2 separate regions of the Homo sapiens genome follow, and region 1 is linked to region 2. Evidence: read pairs that join two places in POLR2A ChIA-PET (ENCODE). Cell type or tissue: K562. All regions are shown on one strand. Links, peaks and the distances in the headings refer to the core of each region. The heading gives the core; the rest is flanking DNA. Region 1 has its middle 24 kb from the start of DLX2-DT. Region 2 overlaps TLK1 (tousled like kinase 1).

Region 1 (2,924 bases), core at 233-2,732, 970 kb before region 2:
TTCTGTAAATAGTAAGACAGGAAATATTTTAGGCTCTGTAAACCATGTGGTCTCTGTTACAACTATTCAACTATACCATCACATGGCATGAAAGTAGCCATAAACAATACATAAGTGAATGTGTGTAGTTATGTTGCAATAAAATAAAAGCAGATACAGCCAAGATTTGACTCACCAGTAAGAGTTTGCCAACCCCTGGCATAAAGGATTGGGGGTAAATAAAACTGTATGGTTGCAAAATTTTTATATGTAATATGAACTGGTATCATAATTCCAGGTAGACTATAAAAAGTTAAGGACATATATTATAATCCCTAGAGCAACTATTCAAAATAAAAATGCAAAGAATAGGGCCGGGCACAGTGGCTCAAGCCTGTAATCCCAGCACTTTGGGAGGCCGAGGCAGGTGGATCACAAGGTCAGGAGATCGAGACCATCCTGGCTAACACAGTGAAACCCCGTCTCTACTAAAAATACAAAAAAATTAGCCAGGAGTGGTGGCGGGTGCCTGTAGTCCCAGCTACTCGGGAGGCTGAGGCAGAAGAATGGCGTGAATCCAGGAGGCAGAGCTTGCAGTAAGCCGAGATTGCGCCACTGCACTCCAGCCTGGGCGACAGAGCGAGAGTCCGTCTCCAAAAAAAAAAAGGTGCAAAGAATAACAGAAAAGCCAATATCGAAAAATAAAATGGGACCAGGCACAGTGGCTCACAGCTGCAATTCTAACACACTGAAAAGCCAAGGTGAGAGGATTTCTTGGGTCCAGGAGTTCATACCAGCTAGGGCAACATAGCAAGACCTCCATCTCTACAAAAAAAAAAAAAAAAAAAAAAAAAAAAAAAAAAACCAGCCAGGCATGGTGGCATGCACCTATAGTCCTAGCTACTCAGAAGGCTGAGACAAGAGGATTCCTTGAGCCCAGGAGTTTGAAGATGCAGTGAGCTATTATCACACCAAGGTACTCCAGCCTGAGTGATAGAGTGAGACAATGTCTCCAAAAATAAGTAAATAAATTTTAAAAATGTAATTTTAAGAAAATACCCAACTGACTCTAGAGAAAACAGCAAAGGAAAAACAGAGGAACAAAAACAAACCAATGAAACAAACAGAAAACAAATAGACATAAGTCCAAATCTATTGATATTTATATTAAATCTAAATGGACAAAATTTGGCAGAGGTTATCAAACTAAATGAAAAAAACAAGACCCAACTATATGCTTTCTACAAGAGACATACTTGTGCCAGTTACCAATTTATTGCCTCTCAGCCCCAAATTCACCTTTCATTGCAGGTCCTGTAAAAATGGAGCTAGGTTCTTTAGATATTTTCCCTTTGCCATCTAGCAAAATACCAAGTTTTGTCAGTAGAGGGCACTAGAGAAACACTGCAGGAAGAAAGGATTTTCTTTCCTGGTTTTGTAGTGCTCTCTCAGCAGATAACCTGAGGCACTTTCAGCTTCTATAGTGCCCAGCTCCTGAAGTTCACAGTAGTCAGAAGTAAACAGAAGGCAGCAACTTCTGCATACCCTCTCAGGCAGTTTCATAGCAGAAAAAACCTCTAGCAAAACTCACTCCGCATTAACGACTTTCATTGGTACCCTAGAAAATAAGTGTCTGGATGGGCCGGGCGCGGTGGCTCACACCTGTAATCCCCAGCACTTTGGGAGGCCGAGGCGGGCGGATTAGACCATCCTGGCTAACATGGTGAAACCCCGTCTCTACTAAAAATACAAAAAATTAGCCGGCCGTGGTGGCGGGCGCCTGTAGTCCCAGCTACTCAGGAAGCTGAGACAGGAGAATGGCGTGAACCTGGGAGGCAGAGCTTGGAGTGAGCCGAGATCGAGCCACGGCACTCCAGCCTGGGCGACAGAGCGAGAGTCCGTCTGAAAAAAAAAAAAAAAAAAGGAAAAGAAAGTAAGTATCTGGCAAGTTTTGGAGGGTGGATTTCCAGCAAGTTCTGGGGTTTTTCTTATTGTTCATTTATTTATTTATTTATTCTTTAGAAACAGAGTCTCGCTCTGTCGCCCGGGATGGAGTGCAGTGGCGTGATCTTGGCTCACTGCAACATCTGCCTCCCAGGTTCAAACGATTCTGCTGCCTTAACCTCCCAAGTAGCTGGATTACAGGTGCCCACCATCATGCCCAGCTGACTTTTCTATGTTTAGTAGAGATGGGTTTTCACCATGTTGGCCAGGCTGGTCTCGAACTCCTGCTCAGGTGATCCACCCACCTTGGCTTCCCAAAGTGTTGGGATTACAGGCATGAGCTACCATGCCTGGCCACATTAAGTTCTGTTAATGTGGCATCACATTGGCTTCTCTGCCATTCAATGAGCCACCCTCTTCAACAAGGTCTAGCTCTCAGCTTGGCAAGAAGGGCATGCGAGGTAGTAGTAGAGAGGAAGGGCATTCTTCTCTGGGCAACCTATCTCAGCCTTAAGGACAGTGGCTGCTCCTTATATCTGCTATTTCTATATTCTTTAGAGTTTTCTTTACTACTAGCCAATCTCTCATTATTTCAATCGCGTTTTATTTAATAATTCTTTATATTAAGCATTCCCACTTCAAATTGCTGTATCATTTTTGTCTGTTGATTAGACCCTCACTAATTTGACCTTTCAATATAAAGACAGATAGATCAAAAGAAAAAGATGTAAAAAGATATACCCTGCAAACAATAAGCATGAAAAAGCTGGACTGGCTATCTTATGATCATATAGTCTTCAAGACAGAGTATGCCAGAGATACAGTGGGACATTACACAGTGATTAAAGATTTAATTCATCAGGAAGACGTGTATGTACTTAAAAACAGAACTCCAAGATACATAAAGAAAAACCGATAGAATTAAATGAAAAAACTAACAAATCTATAAACATCATTGAAGATTTTAATATCTTTTTCTCAGTAATTGATAGAACAATCCA
Region 2 (2,924 bases), core at 106-2,605:
TATTGTATTCCAAAAATGTCTCTAGGACCTACAGGAAGTCTATGGAAGATACATTTAAAGAAGAGACTAACGGTTGGGAGACGTGATAGCTGTCTCCAGGTATTTAAGAAACTTGGATTTCAGTAAATAGGATTTAAAAACCTGTTAATTTTAATAAATAGGAGGGAGAATAGATCCATTCTCCTGCTTTAGAAGGCAGACCAACGGGTGAAAATTAGGAAGACATTGAGGTCAGTCTAATTTTTTACCAGAATGTAAGAACTGTATGACAACTAGACTTGGAACAGTGGAACAGTGGAGCAACAATGGAACTCGCAACAGCTAACAACAATGGAAAGAAGTAGTTAGTTTTGAGAATTTAAAGTGGACTACAGGGACATATTTTTTGGGGAGGTGGAGATAAATTCTGTAGATTCTTACGATGAGTGCTATTGGATTAGTGACTTAAGGCTTCATCCAATTTAAAAATGTAAACATTCTGTGATTTTTTAAAAATCCCTAAATATAGTTAAACTATACTTATATATATTCATTAACGTTTTTGAATGTTCTTGCAAGTCAGTAGTATGAAACTACTGTTGTTGTTGACTTTATTACTATTTTGCATTTTTATTGTGCTTTTCCTCTGAGGATTTTTCTGTCTTTTCTTGTGTCAGCAAGATCAGTCTTCATGAAATCTTGCTAAATTCCCTGTGAAATATAATAAGCTTAAGACATTTTAGAGAACCAAATGCTGTTTATGATACAGTTTAGTAGAGTTGTAATATATTTCAGCACAGAATTTTAGAATACTATGGGGGCTGATTTTCAATTTTGTAAGAGAAATTATGAGCATAGTTTATATAGTCTTTTATTTGTAATTGTTTACGTGATTTCAGAAGTAATATGCTTAAGTTATTCTAATGTTTTTAAAGCTAGAGAGTCTGAAAAGAGGGAAGAAGAAAGAAAAGTGTTTAAATTGATCTCTTTTGAATTTAAAATGCATATTAAGTATAACTAGAACATAAAATGAAGAATTTAAATTCTCATCTTATTCCTAGAATTATACCTATAATATGTATCATTACTTATAACAATTCATATTTTAATTTTGCATGGCACATAATCTCTTCTGTGAGTTGGATTTTTAGGTGGTGGGAATTTAAGCATAAATTCTCATAACTTTCTTGGGGTCAATTTAATATTAATAAGTGTAGTAAGTAATAATACCCAGCTTGAGACCTCATGTACTTGTTGCATTTGGATTTAAAGCTCATTTCCTATAGAAGAGCTGTAGAAATCAGTCATGTAGTTTCATAAACTCCTTCATGCTTGTTAATAATTTTCAAGAATCTTAAAATAAATTACAGGAATATTGTTATGAAGTAGTAGAAGCAGTATGGTATAGGGGAGAAAGTGATTGTAGTTGGGATCTGAGGATAGTCTTTACTTTGCTATTAACTAGCTGTGTGACCTTGGGCAAGTTGCTTATCTCTGCTTCAGTTCCATAAACTAAGAATTACAGAGCTGAACCGGATCTTGGAAGCAATCTAGTACAAACCTCTCATTTTACAGATGAGGAAGCAGATAATTTGCACAGGCTTTCACTGTAAGACAGTTGGGCCCAAAATTCAGTTTTCTGACTCTCAGGTTGGTTTTTTTTTTCCATTATACTTTACAGCCTCTTTTCATCTGTAAAATGAGAGCATTGGATTAGAGGCTCTCAAAGGTCTCTTCCAGCTCAAAAATATTGTCATTCCTGTGACATTAGTCGTAATATAATTTATTAGGGGAAAGTTTGTAGCTTTTATTTATTGGTGAAAGAAATGTTTCTTGAAGAGGCAGTATAACCTTTGCAAGGTTATATTTTGTTTTTTTAAGAGAATATCATCAGGCGAGGTGCTATGTCTCAGGCCTGTAATCCCAGCTTTGGGAGACCAAGGCAAGAGGATTGCTTGAGTCCAGGAGTTTGAGACTAGCCTGATCCTGTCTCAAAAAAAAAAAAAAGTTAGCTGGGTATGGTGGCATATGTCGGTAGTCCTAGCTACTGGGGAGGCTGAGGTGGGAGGATCCCACCTTGATCCCAGCAGTTCAAGACTGCAGTTGATGCAGTGAGCTATGATCATGCCACTGCACTCCAGCCTGGGCAACACAGTGACACCCTGTCTCAAAAAAGAAAAAAGAAAACATCTTCATTAATACCAAAGGGTATTTAAGTTTATGAGCATGGTAAGTAGTGTGATAGGTAGTCTTGTTTTTTGTAAAACACTTATTAATATATTAATAATATAAATTGCGTAAATAACAGTGTGATACCCGGAAGTGAAGTAAGTAGGTGATTGTTCCTCAGAAAATATTGCTGGAGTTTATTTTATCTGGGACCCCTGTGTCTGCCCCTAGTTAAGTGCCTGTGTTGTTTAGTGTCTCACAGGATTGTCTGTTTCCATAGCATCTGCATCATGCTACTTTTATTATAGTTTTATTTATATTGTCTACTAGACAGAAAGGTCTTGAATTCAGAGACTATATTTTGTTCATTTTCGTATTTTCAGTGCACAGGAGGACATCCTCTACAGAGTTGGCACTCAACTAAAAGTTTTGTCAAAGGACTGTTTCACATACATCATCTCTCTATATATCATGGTATGCACATATTTCAGACCCAGGAAGATGCTTATTTTAGTAATTCTTAAGTGAACTATATTTTAGAGGGTGATATGGATAACAGTAACAGTAATAGCTAAAGTTTATTGTGTTCGCACATGTTAATTCTTATATCTCATAACTCTGAGTTACATACAGTTGTTATTCCCATCTTCAGATGAGAAAACTGAAGCACAGAGAAGTAAAGTGACTTACCAGTGTGACCTAGAGTAGTACATGATGGGGATTTGAACCAAGTTGGTGTATTTTAATCACTAGGATATATTGCCTAAAATATGAAA

What was found. Peaks named below come from ENCODE experiments on the same cell type or tissue, not always from the same donor. Only the 100,000 strongest peaks of a DNase experiment are listed, where the experiment ranks them.
Region 1: POLR2A ChIA-PET joins it to region 2 with 6 read pairs; 1 of 35 experiments calls an interaction of 5 or more read pairs at or near these places.

What each region holds. Positions count from the first base shown.
Region 1 is chr2:172,125,885-172,128,808 of GRCh38, reverse strand. No RefSeq gene overlaps it. Among named protein-coding and RNA genes, the nearest start is that of DLX2-DT, 24 kb to the right of the region's middle. RefSeq lists a silencer at 1,836-2,012. In K562, for the core only: a CTCF peak has its summit at 1,365 (motif pointing right); a DNase peak (open chromatin) is centred at 1,388.
Region 2 is chr2:171,153,135-171,156,058 of GRCh38, reverse strand. The region is part of intron 1 of TLK1 (tousled like kinase 1); the gene reads left to right. Among named protein-coding and RNA genes, the nearest start is that of TLK1, 6.3 kb to the left of the region's middle. In K562, for the core only: no CTCF peak of the experiment used is centred there; a DNase peak (open chromatin) is centred at 1,470.